Linked DNA regions of Mus musculus: all the other regions are linked to region 3. The links are chromatin loops, found by intact Hi-C in ENCODE. Cell type or tissue: left cerebral cortex. All regions are shown on one strand.

The links. Peaks named below come from ENCODE experiments on the same cell type or tissue, not always from the same donor. Only the 100,000 strongest peaks of a DNase experiment are listed, where the experiment ranks them.
Region 1: a loop joins it to region 3, with 6 times the contacts of the local background. A loop is called at or near these places in 4 of 42 quality-filtered maps.
Region 2: a loop joins it to region 3, with 4 times the contacts of the local background. A loop is called at or near these places in 2 of 42 quality-filtered maps.

The regions. Positions count from the first base shown.
Region 1 is chr8:116,499,291-116,501,790 of GRCm38, forward strand. It overlaps the pseudogene Gm9058. Among named protein-coding and RNA genes, the nearest start is that of Dynlrb2, 4.5 kb to the right of the region's middle. In left cerebral cortex, no CTCF peak of the experiment used is centred here; a DNase peak (open chromatin) is centred at 1,315.
Region 2 is chr8:116,754,356-116,756,855 of GRCm38, forward strand. No RefSeq gene overlaps it. Among named protein-coding and RNA genes, the nearest start is that of Cdyl2, 23 kb to the left of the region's middle. In left cerebral cortex, a CTCF peak has its summit at 1,403 (motif pointing left); a DNase peak (open chromatin) is centred at 1,409.
Region 3 is chr8:116,620,852-116,623,351 of GRCm38, forward strand. All of the region lies in intron 2 of Cdyl2 (chromodomain protein, Y chromosome-like 2), which reads right to left. Among named protein-coding and RNA genes, the nearest start is that of Gm31367, 16 kb to the left of the region's middle. In left cerebral cortex, a CTCF peak has its summit at 1,119; DNase peaks (open chromatin) are centred at 431, 668, 1,033, 1,587 and 1 more place; H3K27ac peaks cover 1,899 bases.

The sequences.
Region 1 (2,500 bases), 120 kb before region 3:
CAGATTGGCTTCAGGGTTGAATTTACGGTAGTCAGAAAACACACACCATCTGATGCTCACTTTTGTATGTTTGCTGGAGATTATTTAAAGTTCAGAATGTGGTCTATCTTGGGCGACGTTTTGTGGGCACATCAAAGGTTAGATAGTCACTGATGTTGGTTAGTCTGATGTACAGATGTCAGTTAAAAGCGGTTGGTAGAAGATTTTAGATCTTCTGTCCTTAGTGGCTTTCTGATTGGCTTTTCTGCTAATTTTCCAATGAGGATATGTATGAATGTCTTCACTCTCACTGAACATGACTATTTCAACCATACCTTTTTTTTTCTCTCGTGCATTCTGCAGCTCAGTTATTGTCAGCATAGGTTTTTATTGCCAGGTTCTGTATGGTATGGTGGGAACTTGACTATTCTATCATTATGTAATGTTCCTGGTTGATAATTTGCTTTGCTCTATAGCAATGGTTCTCAACCTCCCTAATGCTGCAGCCCTTTTAATTCAGTTTCTCATGTTGCGGTAACCCCAAACCATAAAATTATTTTCATTGCTACTTCATAACTCTATTTACCGTAATGTAAATATCTTATATGCAGATGCTCTTAAGCAACCTCTGTGCAATTGGGGACCATGGCCCACAGGTTGAGAACCACTGCTCTGCAGTCTTTTCCTCTGATTTTTTTCGGGGGGGGGGCAGTGAATCCCATCATAGTCTATGTTTTCATATTCATACTTTACTTCTACCCAAAGTCACTTTCTGGTGAATAATAAAGAGTTAAAAACATTTTTAAAAATGCACTATGACCTTTTTTATTTTTGTACTTAGACTATTTAGAATAATCATCAAGAGACCAATGTCCTAGTCTCTCTTATGTTGCTGTGAGGCAATACCCTGGCAAACACAGCAGCCTACATGAGAAAGGGTTCCAGATGACGGTCCCTGAAAGCAGGGAAGTTAAGGTGAACTTGAAACAGCTTGCCCCATCACATTCACGGCCAAGATCAGAGAACAGATACATGCATGCTCACTTGATCAGCTCACTTTCAGTCACTCTTACACAATTTCCCTGGCCAGCCCAGGAAACAGTGAAGCCTCCATCAGGATGAGTCTTTCCACAGCAATAAACCCAATTTAGAAAAATCCCTCTCAGGCATCCCCAAAGGCCAACCTGAGCTGGGCAATTGCTCTCTGAGTCTCTCTTCCCAGGAAACTCTAGATTGTGACAATCTGACAGTTAAACCTAATCATCGTGGCAGTCAGCTGCCACTGACCGTCTGGGTGCTGGGGATAACTGCCAAACACTCACCAGGAATGGAAGTTCCAACTACCCACTCAGCTTTCTTGGGCTGTGGGGAGGTGCAAGGAATTACAATTATGCAACAGTGGATGTCAACTGATACAGACTCGAGTGGAGTTTTGCTAAGACAGCCTCAAGGGGTGAGGCAAGACCCGTGGAGGACACGTGATGTTTGGAGGGACTGTCAATAGGACTCAATGGACAGTGATGGAGGCTTCCTTGCATAGCTAGCTTTACAACGCATTGTTGGTCTCACATCTTTGCTGATCTTCACTTCACTTAGAGAGGCACAGCAGAGAACTTCTCCTGGCATCCCTGGTGGTCCTGGTCACTCCTGCTGAGGCCTGGCTGTTTCTACTAGGTCATGCCATCACTGCTGATTCGTGTTTGTTATCCCAACACTACTAAACTGGTATATTCGTGAAGTATTTATGAGTGAATCCTGTGAACTGCTGATTTCCTGACAATGCAGATGGGATTTTTCTCCAAAGAACAATTTCTAAACAGGTCCACTTCTCCTGTATAGCAATAACGTTTCTTTTCCACTATCTCTGGTGGGTGGTGGGCTAGAAGGGAGGTTAAAGCATTTAAGAACCTATATTAATAGTAGGGTTTGAGAAAATCAAAGCTTACAGGTTATCTTGAATATATTAATTGAGGTGGGAAGATCAGCCCACTGTGGGTGGCATCATCCCCTATGCTAAGAGGTTCTGGATTCTGTGAGAGTGAAGAAAGTCAAGCTTATCACTGGCATGCATTCATGCACTGTCATTCCCTGCTCTAGATTATAGATGTGATATGAATAATCCCTTCCAGTTTCCACCTGTGCCTTCTCCCTGTTGAGAAATGGAACCTACAACGCTGATCCAAAGCACCCCCTTTCTCCCATAAGCTGTTCTTATCAGGTTATTTTATCAGGGCAATAGCCCAGTTTCATGAAAATAGGTGCCCTTTTTCAGTGACATTAGTCTACATATAAGAGCAAAACTGGAGTGACCTAGATCAAGCTTCTAACCTATGCGCTGTGAAGGACATACCAATGGGTACCCTGTTCATTTAAGATTCTCAAGGAAAATAAATGAAACCTCTTGTAACAGTGGGTAATAGGAAAGGAATTCTGGCCTTTTGGCTCTTCGGTCGGCACCATGGCGGTCGGCAAGAACAAGCGCCTGACGAAAGGTGGCAAGAAGGGAGCTAAGAAGAAAGTG
Region 2 (2,500 bases), 130 kb after region 3:
CTTCTGGATATAATAGCACTGATACGCTTATGAATCCAGAGACTGTGGTTACCTGCATAGACATGTGCAAGATCAATCCAAACAATACTCTAGCATGGGATGGGGCTTGTGAGCCCTCCCCCAGCTGAAGACCATTGACGGGTTATGGCCTCAGGAGAGAGAGAATCAAGTTTCTTTAAGGGTGTAGCTCCTAGTAGGTCAACCATGCTCCAGTGGATGACCGCCCACCCAGGAGCATACAAGCTGCCCAGATTAGACTCAATGGGTTATTTTAAAAGAGGGGGCGGAGGTGGGCAGAGACACGACATTGGGTGGCAGTGGGGAGGACTTTGGGGAAGAACTGGGCGCAACTACAATCAAACTCTCAAAAACGAATTAAAATACTACAATAAAGAAGAAGCACTTCAGAGATGGTTCTATCAGGGAACATTCTGTGCTATAAGAACTTGGCCACTCTTGAGAGTCAGGCGCTGGAGAGTGTCCCTTTGTGAACTGGGAAACAAGGCTGTCCTACACGATCACGCAGAGGGAGATATAAAAGTAGCCAGGACAGGTCATCTAGAAATGAATCACAATGAAAACTCATGGTACCAAAGGTGACAGAATACAGTCAAGATGCCATGCAGTGGTGAGTTTACGGGATTAGAAGGCTGCAGCCTTAATACTTAATATTTAAGGACTCGCTTCACCTTTATCTGAAAGCTGGGAATTAAGATGGAAATGTCAGTCAAGACAATAAATTCAAGCTCTGGCTCTTTGAAAAGTCCCAGCACATTCCAAGTCAGGGAAATAGGAAAGGGAAAAAGGGAGGGAGGGAGGGGAGGAGGGAGGGAAGGGGAGAGAGGGAAAGGAAAAGGAGACCTAGAGAGAAGGAGGAGGATGGTGAAGGGATAGCATTAAGGAAGATGAAGGGTTTTGCCCTGAAGAGATCTGGATCTGATCCATTGATTCCTTCACTCATTAACTCAGTTATTTATCAGAAACAAAGGAGCCACATCCACCGTCCTGCAGACTCTAGGAGATAGCTTTGGCTGAGAAGCGCCCTGCCCCGCAACCGTTTATTTTCAAATGTGCAGATCTCTGTTTCCTGTGCTTTCTCTTAGGTTCTTTTCCTTCCATTTGTTCGTTTTAGTCGAATTCCTAAGAGTTCAGGTTTTTTTGATTTATCTTTTCTTTTGTTTTCTTATCATCCCATAGAAACCTATTTGTTTTCTAATGAGAGGCACCAAGTGGGTGGATCTGGAAGTAGGGGGTTGTTGTAAGTAGTAGATGAAGAGGAAGAACTGTAATTATATTTTCTGAGAGGGAAAAAATCTATTTTCAATAAAAGGGGGGAAAGGAAAAAGTTGAGCATAGAAAATGTAAGTAACATAAAGTGACCGCTACCGCCACCTGTTGGCAGCAGGCTGAGTTGGCATCTTTGCTCTAGCTTTCCTCAGATGAAACATTAATTAACTGAAACGTCACAGTTGTTTTAAGTTTTACAGTTTATGAAATACTTTTAAAATAGCTAGAATTGACCCAAGAAGAGGTAGAAAAGCCAGAAACACAAGGGGGCGACCAAAAGTGGTTCTTCCTGTTTTTATAAGTTAACCAGAATGTTTTCTAGAGCCAGACGGGATTCCAGGGGATTTTTTTTGTTTTTGTTTTTTTTGGTTTTTTTGAGACAGGGTTTTTCTGTGTAGCCCTGGCTGTCCTGGAACTCACTCTGTAGACCAGGCTGGCCTCAAACTCAAAAATCGACCTGCCTCTGCCTCCCGAGTGCTGGGATTAAAGGCGTTCGCCACTACTGCCCGGCTTCCAGGTGAATTTTTAAAAGCACATCTTTGCTACTTCTCCAGGAGGTGGAAGAAGAGATTATCAAAATCACAAAAATCACGACAAATGATAACATTTACAAAGTGGCATGAGCTGAGAAGAGGCCCCAGGGGAAAAGGCGATTGCTGTGCTCACATTCAGAACCTGAGTTTGTAACCCCAGAACCCACATGAAAAGAGCACAAAGGTGCACACCTGTAACCCCACTATGTGCACACCTGTAGCCCCACTATGTGCACACCTGTAACCCCACTGCGGGGGGAAGGAGTTGAAGGTCCCTAGCCAAGGTGGATGCCTGGTGTAGTGGCACAAATCTTTAATCCCAATACTTGGGAGACAGAGGCAGGCAGAGATCTGAGTTCAAGGGTAGCCTGTTCTACAGAGAAAACTTCAGGGAAGCTAGGGCTACACAGACAAAACCCTGTCTGGGAAAAATTAAAATAAAATAAAAATAAGTAAGGTGAAAATTGATAAAGGAAGGCTCTCACACTGACCTCTGGCACACACACACACATATATATATACCAAAAAATTGGCAGGGTATTTCTAGAATTGAAATTTGAATACAAAATGCAATTGAATATGAGTGTCAAGAGTGACTTTCATAAAAAATGTCCCACTGTGCAACCTGAGATAGTTTCAGATGTGAAAAGATAATTTAACATTAAAAAGTCATTCATATG
Region 3 (2,500 bases):
TACTCCTCTCTTTGCATCTCTCTAATCTAGCCAGCGGCTAGCAGGGCAGTGGTCCTGAACCGGTGCTCCGAGAGTCAGACTTGAACTGAAGGGCTCTGGTGTCCGATGGCAAATGACACGGCCCAGTCATCCTGGTACAGAGTCTAACACACAGAAGCCGCCGAGGTACCCATCAAGAGCCAGTCTCCTGGAGCCTCTCCGCCTAAGACAGTCCATCAGATACTGTGGGATCTGCCTACATTTGTCACAGGTATCCAGGGGGATATTAGACACGTGAAATATGAGACCAACAGCCTATCCTCATGGGAGCTTGTGGGCGCCAACTCGAAAGGATGTAATTAAGCAAAAAGTTTGGGACGGCTACAAACACAATAGAGGTGGGTGGCAGCTTCCTCTCCCTTCCAGCTGGGGCCCTGGGATGTGTGAATATACATTATCTGGAGAAGATAGCAAGACACCAGACTGAGGAGGAAAAAGGTCCAGAATAGCTACAAACGCGCAGGGACTTCGGCGGGTCGGCTGGCTAGCAAGTTTCTCAGGTGATGAGGTATCTGGCCCCATTAGCGAGTTGGCATTCAAGGCGGGTCGCCAGAGCAAAAGGCTAACAGTTGCACTCCACCTCAGAAAGCAGCACAGGGCATGGGGAGAGACACCCACCCTGTGCATCACACTGCTGTCTGGCAGTCAGTCAGCAAACCATCCTCCCTTAGTGCTCCTGCTTACTCTTAGGGAAGCTGCAAGTCTGGCAGGGGGAGTGTTATCAGCTCAGTTACTGGGACCCTGCCCAGGCTCCTGCTCTTGTACCCCATGAGCCTAAGAGGCTTCCCCTGACCGCCCCTTCCTGCACCAATGGGGGAGGGGGATTCTGCAACTGCTAGCAGCTGTCACGCGAACATCAAACGGGGATGTTTATGCCAAGCCTCGTTTACACAAGCTACTTCTTCCCCCGAGAGATGAATGTTTAAGACAAACAGCGCTTCCATATGCTCGAAGCACAGGCATATCAGCACTGGGGGATCCCCAGATGGAAGCATGAGTCAGGCTGGGGCAGATGCCTAAATAAATCGCGTTAGGGTGAGATTCCTCTCTGGAGCAGGAGGAAGCTCTAAGCAATTGCCCAGGTTCCCCTAAAGATGGCAAGCTCTCCCCAACGGAGCATACTCAGAACGGTCCAGACCCCACACTCAGCATCATCACAGACGGGCACTTAACTCATGACCTAGCCTGCTCGTTACCACCTGCACCTCTGCATCCGTGTTCACTCTCATTCCATCAGGGGCATCTGAGGGCCCTGCACACTGGGCATGCACTGTTGTGTGCCCATTAGGTATTTCCTGAAGCTCCTGAGACTTCAGGCTCTGATCTCTGTATATGAAGATGCCTGTGGGTATACACAAGGGTGTTTGAGAATGGAGGGGGCATGACACTGGAGCACACAGCTTGCCCAAAGACACAGGCCACTGAGGTCTTTGTGAAGGCGCAGTCTGGCCACTGAGGATGTCACAGCATGAGAAGCTCAGGGTTCACCGCCTCCAGAGACTGTAAGAGGAGGAATTCATGTCCTAACGCAAGCTACCTACAGTCTACGTTGCTTCCAGGACAGGGCAGAAAGGAGCAGGCAAGAGAGCCGGCACAGGGCGGGGTTGGAGCTGCAGTTAGGACCAACCCACTATAGTCTGGGTGTTGGGGTTCCCCCTCCCCCGAGAGTCACAGCTTGAAACTCTGTATCCCATTTAACAGTACCAAGAGGCAAAGCCTGTGGGATGAGATAAGCTCATGAGAACTGTATCTATCATCTTGAAAGGGATTGGCGGCTTTATAAAGGAAGCTCTGCCCAGTCTGGGCAACCGTGAGTCCAGGGCAAGCCTGGTCTGAACATAGAGACTGGATAAAGAAATTAAAGAAGCACGACAGGAGTTGTACTGTCCTATGTCCCATGCATGGACACAGCTGGAAGTTAGTCATGTTCCACCTAAGAGGAACGGCCCTCCGCCTACGCTGGTGACACCAGAAGAGCAGGCATCTCCCATCATGCGCTAGCTTGGAGAACTCCATCTGTAAATGGCGTGGACAGGAGGACAGCCCCCAAGGCAGCCCCTCCCTGGACAAAGGCTGTGAGTCCCAGGGGAGGTGCAGGCCCTCTGGGGAGGACTTCTGTCTCCTGGGATGTTGGGCTGCACCCCACCCCCAGGAATGTGGATCTGGTGTGGTGACTACAGCCTGGGGTATCCTACAGTGTAGTAGGATTCTCTCTTTTTTCTGTATTTAACAGTATAGGGGGGATTGGATGTCCCCTTTACATCACAGGATCTCATTACAGTGGCCCAAGCTGGTCATGCACTCAACCTGTAGTCCCGAGTGACCTTACATTTGCAATCCTCCTACCCCAGCCTCTCACATAGCTGGGATGACAGGCCTAGCTGTAGTTAGGCCTTTGTAACCTACCGCAGGCCTCATATAGCACCTGGGGCTTGATATCCCTGTATGCAAAGGTGTCTAA